Regions from separate parts of the Homo sapiens genome. Here region 1 is linked to region 2. A link is an interaction called in ENCODE POLR2A ChIA-PET data of the cell type or tissue named here. Cell type or tissue: GM12878. All regions are shown on one strand. Each heading gives the region's core, and the rest is flanking DNA. Links, peaks and the distances in the headings are about the cores only.

The links. Peaks named below come from ENCODE experiments on the same cell type or tissue, not always from the same donor. Only the 100,000 strongest peaks of a DNase experiment are listed, where the experiment ranks them.
Region 1: POLR2A ChIA-PET joins it to region 2 with 7 read pairs; 4 of 35 experiments call an interaction of 5 or more read pairs at or near these places.

Annotation. Positions count from the first base shown.
Region 1 is chr6:158,211,560-158,216,947 of GRCh38, reverse strand. No RefSeq gene overlaps it. Among named protein-coding and RNA genes, the nearest start is that of GTF2H5, 46 kb to the right of the region's middle. In GM12878, for the core only: a CTCF peak has its summit at 2,606 (motif pointing left); a DNase peak (open chromatin) is centred at 2,578.
Region 2 is chr6:158,386,601-158,391,988 of GRCh38, reverse strand. All of the region lies in intron 1 of TULP4 (TUB like protein 4), which reads right to left. Among named protein-coding and RNA genes, the nearest start is that of SNORA116, 66 kb to the right of the region's middle. In GM12878, for the core only: no CTCF peak of the experiment used is centred there; a DNase peak (open chromatin) is centred at 3,057.

The DNA.
Region 1 (5,388 bases), core at 157-5,156, 170 kb after region 2:
CCTGGGCGACAGAGTGAGACTCCATCTCAAAAGAAAAAAAGAAAAAAAAAAATAGCCGGGTATGGTGACACGCGCCTGTAATCCCAGTACTCGGGAGGCTGAGAGGCACGAGAATTGCTTGTACCCGGGAGGCGGAGGTTGCAGTGAGCCGAGATCGCACCATTGCACTCCAGCCTGGGCAACACGAGTGAAACTCTGTCTCAAAAACAAAACAAAACAAACAAACAAAAAAGAACAAAACAAAAATTAGCCGGGCATGGTGGCACGTGCCTGTGATCCCAGCTACTCGGGAGGATGAGGCAGGAGAGTCACTTGAACCCAGGAGGCGGAGGGTGCGGTGGGATCGTGCCAGTGCACCCCAGCCTGGGCAACAGAGCGAGACTCCTTCTGAAATAATAATAATAATAATGATAATAATAATAATAGTTGTCTTAGAAATGATTCTATTTTAGAAAAAATTATCTATCTATCTATCTATCTATCTATCTATCTATCTATCTATCTATCTAATATATATTTAACCTAAATAGTACATACTTTCTCCCAACCTTTCTGTATCTCCAGAGCAATAGAAGAGATGTAGTGGAATCGACTAGTTGCCTAGCAACCTGAAATTAGTGAGACATCTCCCCTTTCATTGATTTGATTTTAAATCATGCTTTTCTTTCTTTCTTTTTTTTTTTTTGAGACAGAGTCTCGCTCTGTTGCCCAGGCTGGAGTGCAGTGGCGCGATCTCGGCTCACTGCAAGCTCCGCCTCCCGGGTTCACGCCATTCTCCTGCCTCAGCCTCCTGAGTAGCTGGGACTACAGGCGCCCGCCACCACGCCCGGCTAATTTTTTGTATTTTTAGTAGAGATGGGGTTTCACCGTGTTAGTCAGGATAGTCTCAATCTCCTGACCTCATGATCTGTCCGCCTCAGCCTCCCAAAGTGCTGGGATTACAGGCGGGAGCCACAGCGCCTGGCCTAAATCATGCTTTTCAAGGGCGACTATGAAATAAATGACAAACATGTAAAAGCTCGGGATGCCAGCATGGTACAATGAGATTCAGGAACAAGCTACATATGTGGTCCACATGTTAGGATATTGTGGTTTATTTGGAAAATAATTTTAGTCCAGAATCCTCTTTTTCCTGTAATGATTAAAATTATTTAAAATTATTTTTGCTAATGGGGATCTCCAGAGTGTCTGTGTAGCTTTTTATATATACCATGTAATAAAATGCTGCTACAAACTCTATATAACCATATATATATACACTATAGCTATATATATAGTTGTACAGGTTCTTTATAGACTTTTTTATATGGAAACATAAGGGTAAATTTGAAGTCTGAGGCCAAGAAAGCCTCGTAAACTTTTTTACATGGGTGGCATAAAAAGAAGAGAGGCTGGGTGCAGTGGCTCAAGCCTGTAATTTCAGCACTTTGGGAGGCCAAGGTGGGCAGATCACGAGGTCAAGAGATTGAGACCATCCTGGCCAACATGCTGAAACCCTGTCTCTACTAAAAATACAAAAATTAGCTGGGCGTGGTGGTGCACACCTGTAGTCCCAGCTACTCAGGAGGCTGAGGCAGGAGAATCACTTGAACCCGGGAGGTGGAGGTTGCAGTGAGCCGAGATGGCGCCACTGCACTCCAGCCTGGGTGACAGAGTGAGACTCCAGCCTGGGTGACAGATTGAGACTCCATCTAAAAAAAAATAAAAATAAAAATAAAAATAAATAGAAGAGAAACATATAAAGAGACTGTAACCTCCAAATATAGAAGTTTATAAGTTAGGAATTCATACTTTTTTTTTTTTTTTTTGAGATGGAGTTTCACTCTTGTTGCCCAGGCTGGAGTGCAATGGCGTGATCTTGGCTCCCGGGTTCAACCTCCACCTCCCGGTTCAAGCGATTTTCCTGCCTCAGCCTCCCAAGTAACTGGGATTACAGGCATGCGCCACCACACCCGGCTTATTTTGTATTTTTAGTTAGAGACAGGGTTTCTCCATGTGGGTCAGGCTGGTCTCGAACTCTTGACTTCAGGTGATCTGCCCTCCTCGGCCTCCCGAAGTGCTGGGATTAGAGGCATGAGCCACCACGCCCGGCCCAGCAATTTATACTTTTTTTTTTTTTTTTACCAATACAACATGAATGCATTATTTCTCTAGTGGAAATTAAGTCTGAAATCTGAAACAAATTCATTTATTCCAATGTACTGCTTCTAAGGGAAAAAGATAGATAGATAGATAGATGATAGATAGATAGATAGATAGATAGATAGATAGATAGATAGATAGATAGTTTGTAGCAGCATTTTATTTCCTTATTGCCCTACCATGACACAGAGAGCTAAGTAAGGACAAATTCTAGAGACATGGAAGGTCTGGCTCCCCCAGGGACCTTATCGATGTTTTTGTTTTGTTTTGTTTTGTTTTGTTTTGTTTTTTTGAGACAGAGTCTCACTATGTTGCCCAGGCTGGAGCAGTGGCTATTCATTGTGCCCTACAGCCTTGAACTGCTGGGCTGAAGCTATCCTCCCACTCTAGCCGCCCAAGTAGCTGAGACTGCAGGCGGGCTGGGCTCTGTGTCTGTGCTTTTAAACTCTTGCTGAGAGCTCCTCCTACTGGAATAACGCATTCAGTACCATGTCATATCAGACTGCATCACGATTCAAAATTTTAATACATGTAACACAGTGTTGCAGACTCACTACACCACAAATTCCTTCTTTGTGGCAGGGAAAAGATTTCACATTAACTGCTGATTTTTAAAAAATGCTTATCACCTCTTCCATTTACCTTATAATTGATCTGTACATTGAGATTTGGCTTAACATTTACATAGGGCTTATGACCTGCCTAGTACTATTCTAAGTGTTTAAATATAACTATTCACTTGATCCTTACAACAACCATGTAAAGGAGGTACTGCTAATCTTCGTTTCACAGGTGAGAAAGTGAGATACAGAAACGAAGTATTTTAAAAACTTGCCCAATGTCACACAGCTGGTAAATGACAGACTCAGAATTTGAGCCAAGGCAGTCTGACTCCAGACTCCAGTGCTCCTAATCACAGGTTATGCTGTCACAACTTGGAGTAACCAAAAAATGTCACCATATGTATTGAACACATTCTGAAGTGTTAAGAGTCAACGATGTCAAGATGATCTTTTAAAGTAGCTTTTGTTGTTGTTATTGAGATATAATTAACATATAATAAAATGAACAAAACTTAAGTGTTTAGTTGAATGAGTTTCACAAATGTATCCATGTGTGCAAACACCACCCACAATAAGAAATAGTTTATTTCCACCAATTTTGGAAGTTGCTCTATTACAATCAAACCTCACCCCTCTCCCTGCACCCCCACCTCTGAACACTACAGTTCTAATTTCCATCACCATAAATTATTCTTGTCTGTTTCTCGACTTCATATGAATTATACAATATGTATTCTTTTGTATCTGGCTTTGCTTTCTCACTATAATTTTTTTTTTTTTTTTTGAGGCAGAGTCTTGCTCTGTCGCCCAGGCTGGAGTGCAGTGGTGCAATCTCGGCTCACTGCAAGCTCCACCTCCCGGGTTCACACCATTCTCCTGCCTCAGCCTCCCGAGTAGCTGGGACTACAGGCGCCCGCCACCGCCCGGCTAATTTTTTGTATTTTTAGTAGAGACAAGGTTTCACCATGTTAGCTAGGATGGTCTCGATTTCTTGACCTCGTGATCTGCCCACCTCGGCCTCCTAAAGTGCTGGGATTACAGGCGTGAGCCACTGTGCCTGGCCTCACTATAATGTTTTTGATATGCATCCATGTGTTAATTCAACTTATTGAATTTGCTTCTGCAATTTGCATATTTGCTTCTGCAATTCCTCTGTTGATGGACTTTTTTTTTTTTTCTTGAGATGGAGACTCACTCTGTCGCCCAGGCTGGAGTGCAGTGGCGCAATTTCAGCTCGCTGCAACCTCCACCTCACGGGTACAAGCAATTCTCCTGTCTCAGCCTCCTGAGTAGCTGGGACTACAGGTGCCCGCCACCACGTGGTCTCGAACTCCTGACATCAGGTGATCCACCTGCCTTGGCCTCCCAAAGTGCTGGGATTGCAGGTGTGAGCCACTGCGCCCAGCCGATGGATGTTTAAGATGCTGCTAGTTTTTCGCTATTATGAATAATGCTGCCATGAACTTTATTGTACAGGTTCTTTGTAGACTTTTTAATTTTTAATTTTTTTTTTTTTGAGACAGGGTCTCTGTTGCAAAAACTGGGGTACAGTAGCATGGTCTCAGCTCACTGCAGCCTCAGCCTCCCGGGCTCAAGCAATCCTCCCGTCTCAGCCCCACAAGTAGCTGGGATTATAGGTGCACACCAACATACCCAGCTAATTTTTTTTTTTTTTTTTGTAGACAGGGTCTTACCATTTTGCCCAGGCTGGTCTTGAACTCCTGAGCTCAAGGGATCCACCCACCTCGGCCTCCCAAAGTGCTAGGGTTACAGGTGTGAGCCACCATGCCCAGCCAACATGTGTTTTCATTTCTCCTGAGGTGATACCTAGGAGAGGAATTGTTGGGCCATGGAATAGATGATCATTTAACTTTATAAAAACTGTCAGGCCAGGTGCAGAGGCTCACGCTTGTAATCCCAGCACTTTGGGAGGCAGAGGCGGGTGGATTATGAGGTCAGGAGTTCGAGACCAGCCTGGCCAACACAGGGAAACTCCGTCTCTACTAAAAATACAAAAATTAGCTAGGCGTGGTGGCAGGCGCCTGTAATCCCAGCTATGCGGGAGGCTGAGGCAGGAGAATCGCTTGAACCCAGGAGGTGAAGGTTGCAGTGAGCTGAGATCGCACCACTGCACTCCAGCCTAAGCAACAGAGCTAGACTCCGTCTCAAAAAAAAAAAAAAAAAAAAAAAAGAACAGTCAAATAGCTCTCCAAAGTGGATGCACCACTTCACACAACCAGCAATGTGTGAGTCCCAGCTGCGCCACATCCTCCTCAACACTGGGTACTGTCAGTCTTTTTGCTTTCAGCCATTCCAGCCAGTGTAAAATGGAATTGCATTGTGATTTTAACTTGGATTTCTCTAATGATGTTGAGCAACATTTTACATACTGTTTGGCCATGTGAATATTTTCTTTTGTTGAATGTTGTTAAATCTTGTTAAATGATGAAGTCTGTTGGTCATTTTATAATTTTTGTTTTGGTTTTTGCTCATTTTAGAATTTGAATTGACTTTTTGCTGATTCATGGAGTACTTCATACTCTGAATATGAGTCATTTATCAGATATACATATTGAAAATATTTTTCCTAATCTGTGGCTTCAGTTTTTTAAAATGGTATCTACTGATTAGAAGAAATGTTAGCCTTTACATTCAGTTTATTAATTTTTAATTTTATAGTTAT
Region 2 (5,388 bases), core at 243-5,242:
TGAAAATGGACTAATATACTTCATAACATTTAACATTATTTACTAAGTGCCTGCCACATTCCAGGCACTAAGAAAAAAGAAGTGAGCAAAGCAGAAAAGACCAGCTCTGGTGTGGCTTCCTTACATCTCAGAGGAAAGCATGCTTAGCCACTAGAGGTAACATTAGGTGGCTCTCCATAAGTAAAATGAATGACAATAACAACACAAAGTTATTGTAAGATATAACAGCCATATCTGATGCTAGCAAAGACATGATAAAACTTCTGTCTTCAAATACAGCAGTAAGCAAACAGGTGGCATGTACCAAAGTAGCCCGTCCCTATTCACAATTCATTCTCCTTAATTGAGGGATTCCATGTTTATGACACTAGGTATGAAACGTCATTTGAAAGCCCCTGCCACTCAGACTGCCCAGTCTATTTTAAATTTTGTCTTAGTGAAAAATGTCACTGCTAAGAGAAAAATACTTTAAAAATTAGTCACCAACTTTGCCTTTGTAGGTTTGAATTCACTAAGAGCACCCTCATACACTACAGTTGACAATAAACCATGGTTAACAATGAACTGGCCTAAGTCATGGCTCCCTGCCTTTGCCCTGGGTGACACGATGCACTCTACACATACAATTATTAAAACAAAAGACAAGAACAGCTAATGACTTTGCTATATACAATGGCTGGTTATTCAGTTTTTCAAGATACACACATGCTACTCCACTTCATAAAGTATTTCCTTATGGCTTTTATTTGAAATTTTACAAAAGGAAATAAATAACACCCATCCCTTACCTGCCCCCCAAACACTACACTGTATAAGAAAGAAATCCTTATGACATTAAAGTTGTGTCATTCGACTATTATTTCAAATGTTTTCATTTTATTTCTTCATTTTCATCTTATTATTATTATTTTTTAGAGTTGGAGTCTCACTCTGTTGCCCAGGCTGAAGTGCAGTGGCAATCATAGCTCAGTGCAGCCTCAAACCCTTGGGCTCAAGCAATTCTCCCGCCTCAGCCTTCCAGACTACAGGTTCAGACCCCCACATCTAATTTTTTTACTTTTTATAGAGACAGAGTCTTACTATGCTGTCCAGGCTGGCCTCAAGCTATGCTCCCACCTTGGCGGCCCAAAGTGTTGGGATTACAGGCGTGAGCCACTGTGCCTGGCCTTTATTCCTATTTTAAAACAAACATAGGGCCCATGCAAAATAAGCAAATATGTTCATTGAGTAAAATTCTTTGTTCTTGAGACTTCAATTTCCATGACACCACTGAAGAGTGCTTTTCTCCTTCACGTCATATGACTCTTCAATTATTTGGTACACAGGCTTCGTTCGATCTTAGCATTGTTCACTCCTTTTCCTGTTGTGATTTGCTTGTCCTATCTGTTGAGCAAAGTAATAACTTCCTTATCTAGGAGACTCTTGTATGGACCACGCTCTATAAATGGCCTCTGAAAATACTTCTAGTTACAAATTGGAATCCAGTTTTTCTTTTTTAATTCGAAGATGCTAACAAATCACTAAAAACAAAACGTTGTAAATATCTATCAATATATGGCTGAATAATTAAATAATGATATATCCATTCATCTGAATAACACTCTTTTTCTTTTTTTTTTTTAAGATCTGCAAAGAAAGTAGTTCGCATACAATTAGGTAGAGGTAAAAAAGCAAGCTACAGACCAGATATACTATGATTCAGTTTCATTTTTTTAAAAAGCTGGATACATTTATGTACATAATTGTGTTTTCTGCCCATTTTTATATGTGCAAAATAGTTCATAGAGAATACCAAACTGTTAATGGTTGATTCTTTGGATACTAGAGAAGTTATATCATTTTATATACTTTTTTATCCTTTGACTTTCTCACTGTGCACATAAATGACTTACGTAATTTAAATTTTTTTTTTTTTTTTGAGACGGAGTCTCACTCTGTCGTCCAGGCTGGAGTGCAGTGGTGCAATCTCAGCTCACTGCAACCTCCGCCTCCTGGCAGGAGAATCACTTGAACCCACACCCGGCTAACTTTTATATTTTTAGTAGAGATAGGGTTTCACCATGTTAGCCAGGCTGGTCTTGAACTCCTGACCTCAGGTGATCCACCCGCCATCAAATAAAACTACCTAGCATAACTGCTGGCTCATATGACATAAATTTGATTAACCAGGCTTTACTTTACAATAGATATTCTAACCTCAAACCAAAGGGTCTCTCTGCAAATGATGTCTGGGAGGAATGACTGGGCCAAGTCCACAATGAGAACACAGGAGCTGTGTCAAAAGCCCTCTTTGCCAGCTCAAAGGAAAAAGGCACACCACATGATTCATATGCCCTTTCACAGCATTTTGCAATAAATTAATTAAAACCTTAGAAAAAAATTGTACAAAATCCTGAAATCCACTTCTATTGATCTCCACATCAAAATACAAATTTTAAACGTATATGATTAAAAAAAAAGTATGCTGTCTCACTTTTGTCTCAGGGAAAAGTTGCCTTTTATGAATTCTTGTTTGTTTGTTTGTTTTGAGAGAGAGAGAGAAAGTCTTACTCTGTCACCCAGGATGTGGAGTGCAGTGATGCAATCTCGGCTCACTGCAACATCCACCTCCCAGGCTCAAGCAGTCCTACCACTTCAGCCTCCCAAGTAGCTGGGAACATAAGGTGCATACCACCATGCCTGGCTAATTTTTGTATTTTTTGTAGAGAAGGGGTTTCACCCATGTTTCCCAGGGTGGTCTCAAACTCCTGAGCTTAAGCAATCCATCTGCCTCAGCCTCCCAAAGTGCTGGGATTACAGGCATGAGCCACCATACCTGGTGCCTTTTATAAATTTTGTGATAAAATTAAATCCTTTGCCTATCAAGATACTTTAAGCAAAAACATATACCTGGCAAAATTATGAAACTGTTGTTTATTCTGGTTTGTAGTTCCACTATAAATCAGTACACCACATCACATTGAGTTGGGACAGTCATTTTCAAAACTCAGACAAGGAATCAGAGAGAAATGAAACCTCGACAGACTAACAACAGTAAATCACTGTGTCCACCATGGCAGCTACCCGTGGTGGGAGGTGCCACCTCTGCTGTCACCACAGAGTGCTTCTGCAGAACCCAGGGACACACTGGGATCCACTCTGGTCTGTGTCATATCCTTCTTTTGTGAGATTTCAATTATGCCACTAATTGGCCATAATTTAAGGTTAACTTACTTTGATGTCTTCAAAAAGTTATATTTTTAAACAGTAAGTTTATTTTTCAAGTGATTTGTTAAACAATAATATAACTATACCTGTGCAGGATACCTATGATGCAGGCATTTTTTTTTTTTTTTCCATTAGAAAATGAGCAGATTATTAGGCCGGGCACGGTGGCTCACGCCTGTAATCCCAGCACTTTGGGAGGCCAAAGCAGGTGGATCACGAGGTCAGGAGATCAAGACCATCCTGGCTAACACGGTGAAACCCCATCTCTACTAAAACTACAAAAAATTAGCCGGGCGTTGTGATGGGCGCCTCTAGTCTCAGCTACTCAGGAAGCTGAGGCAGGAGAATGGTGTGAACCCGGGAGGTGGAGCTTGCAGTGTGTTGAGATCACCCCACTGCACTCCAGCCTGGGCGACAGAGTGAGACTCCGTCTCAAAAAAAAAAAAAAAAAAAAAAAAAGAAAAACGAGCAGATTATTTTTCTTTAAACAATGTATGTAAGTTCAATTTTATTACCAATCTTCTATAGAAACAAAATTACATGGTTAATTATTTGCTAGTTAAGCATAGAAATTACTTTCTTGTGCTATATGAATTAGAGCCTGGCAATCTGCTAAAATAAAAATAAAATAGAAAAAGATGAGATTACTCTGGCTAAACCATTTTAGATACTTGAATCTCTTAAAGCACACTTCTCTCTCAGTAACTATGTTAATATGTACTAAATAAGACAGTAGAACTGATTAGCTGTTCTACTGTCTTATTTGCAATTAGAATTCACTTGTTGGAGAAGTCTGAGTTACACTTACTTTCACAAATATGAATTTAGCTATGAAAACTAAGTTAAATTTGCAAAGACTCATTGAAGGCAAGTCACTAAAAAGGTTTCACTTGAATTAAGAGAGGAAATGTAAAAAATTAGAGATAATAATCTTAAGAGGCAGTGCACACTACTTAGCTTCCATTTCCAGGTGGCTTTAGAGTCTTGCTCATCAGAAACAGTTGTAACCATTTAAATTGTACACAAAAACTTGACACAGCTGAATTGCATAATGTGAATTAGCTTTAAGTTAAGAAAAAAAAGAAGCCACAATGTATGTGTGTGTGCACGCACATGCAAAAAAAGACAACCTGAAATCCCATGAGAACCTTTAGTAAAATATTGGCAGTGTCATGTTTTACAGCAAGTAGAACATGCCTTGGATGATGGAAAACACACCATGGTATCCATGAAGTCAGCATAAGAAAAAACTATTTACTGATCAGGCTGCTACTTAAATTATGCTTTAAGTTAAAGTAAAACGTATAAGGTGTTTATGCATTATTTTAAAATGATTTCCTATTATAATCAATTTTTCTTCCTTTTTTTTAGATTAATCAGCCACTGTACAGTCCCAATTTCCTCAAATTAGGACATTTATTACAGCATGTTGTGTTGCAGAACGTCATGAAATTTTAAGATAGATATACGGGACTGACAGATCGTCATCTAATACTTAAGGCCTCTACCAGTTTGGATGTTCCTGACCAGCAGGGGTCTCAAGTTTAGATCTGCACTTTGACATTAATACAAGAAGCTTGTATTGAGAGCTTTAATTGACAGATCTATAAAAACAGCCATCACACTTACAGTGCTGCTGTGGTCCCTGGGCCACAGCTTCTCTTTTCTGAGGACTGGGGAGCAGCACTGTGGGCCCACACACTTACCCACTCTCTCAACTGCATGGTATGCAGTTTCCCCCCCAATTTTATCATCTATTTTTATGTTTTTTCATTTTTACTACTTTATCCTAATTTTTCTCACCTGTTCATTTCTGTCAATCGCTTTGACAGAAATAAACAGAAAATATACTAATTCTCTGACAATTTTCAAAGTTCTAGAAACAGCTAACACTGTGTACTAGATAGACATTCTAACAACTTCCCAGGCATGAATTCATTCAGTTCTCACAATTACCTTATGAGATAGAAGCTATTATTGTCCCCATTTTACAAATAGAGAAAACAGAGAGGTTTAGTAACTTAGCTAAAGTTGTTCAGCTAGCAAGTGGTAAAGTCATATTTCTAATCCAGGCAGTCTGTTTTATGCCTCTGTACTTAAACACTATGGTATACTGCCTTTCTAGTTAAGGAAAATCTGATCTGAATTCTGTGACTATATTAAATTACAGTCAAGGAATTA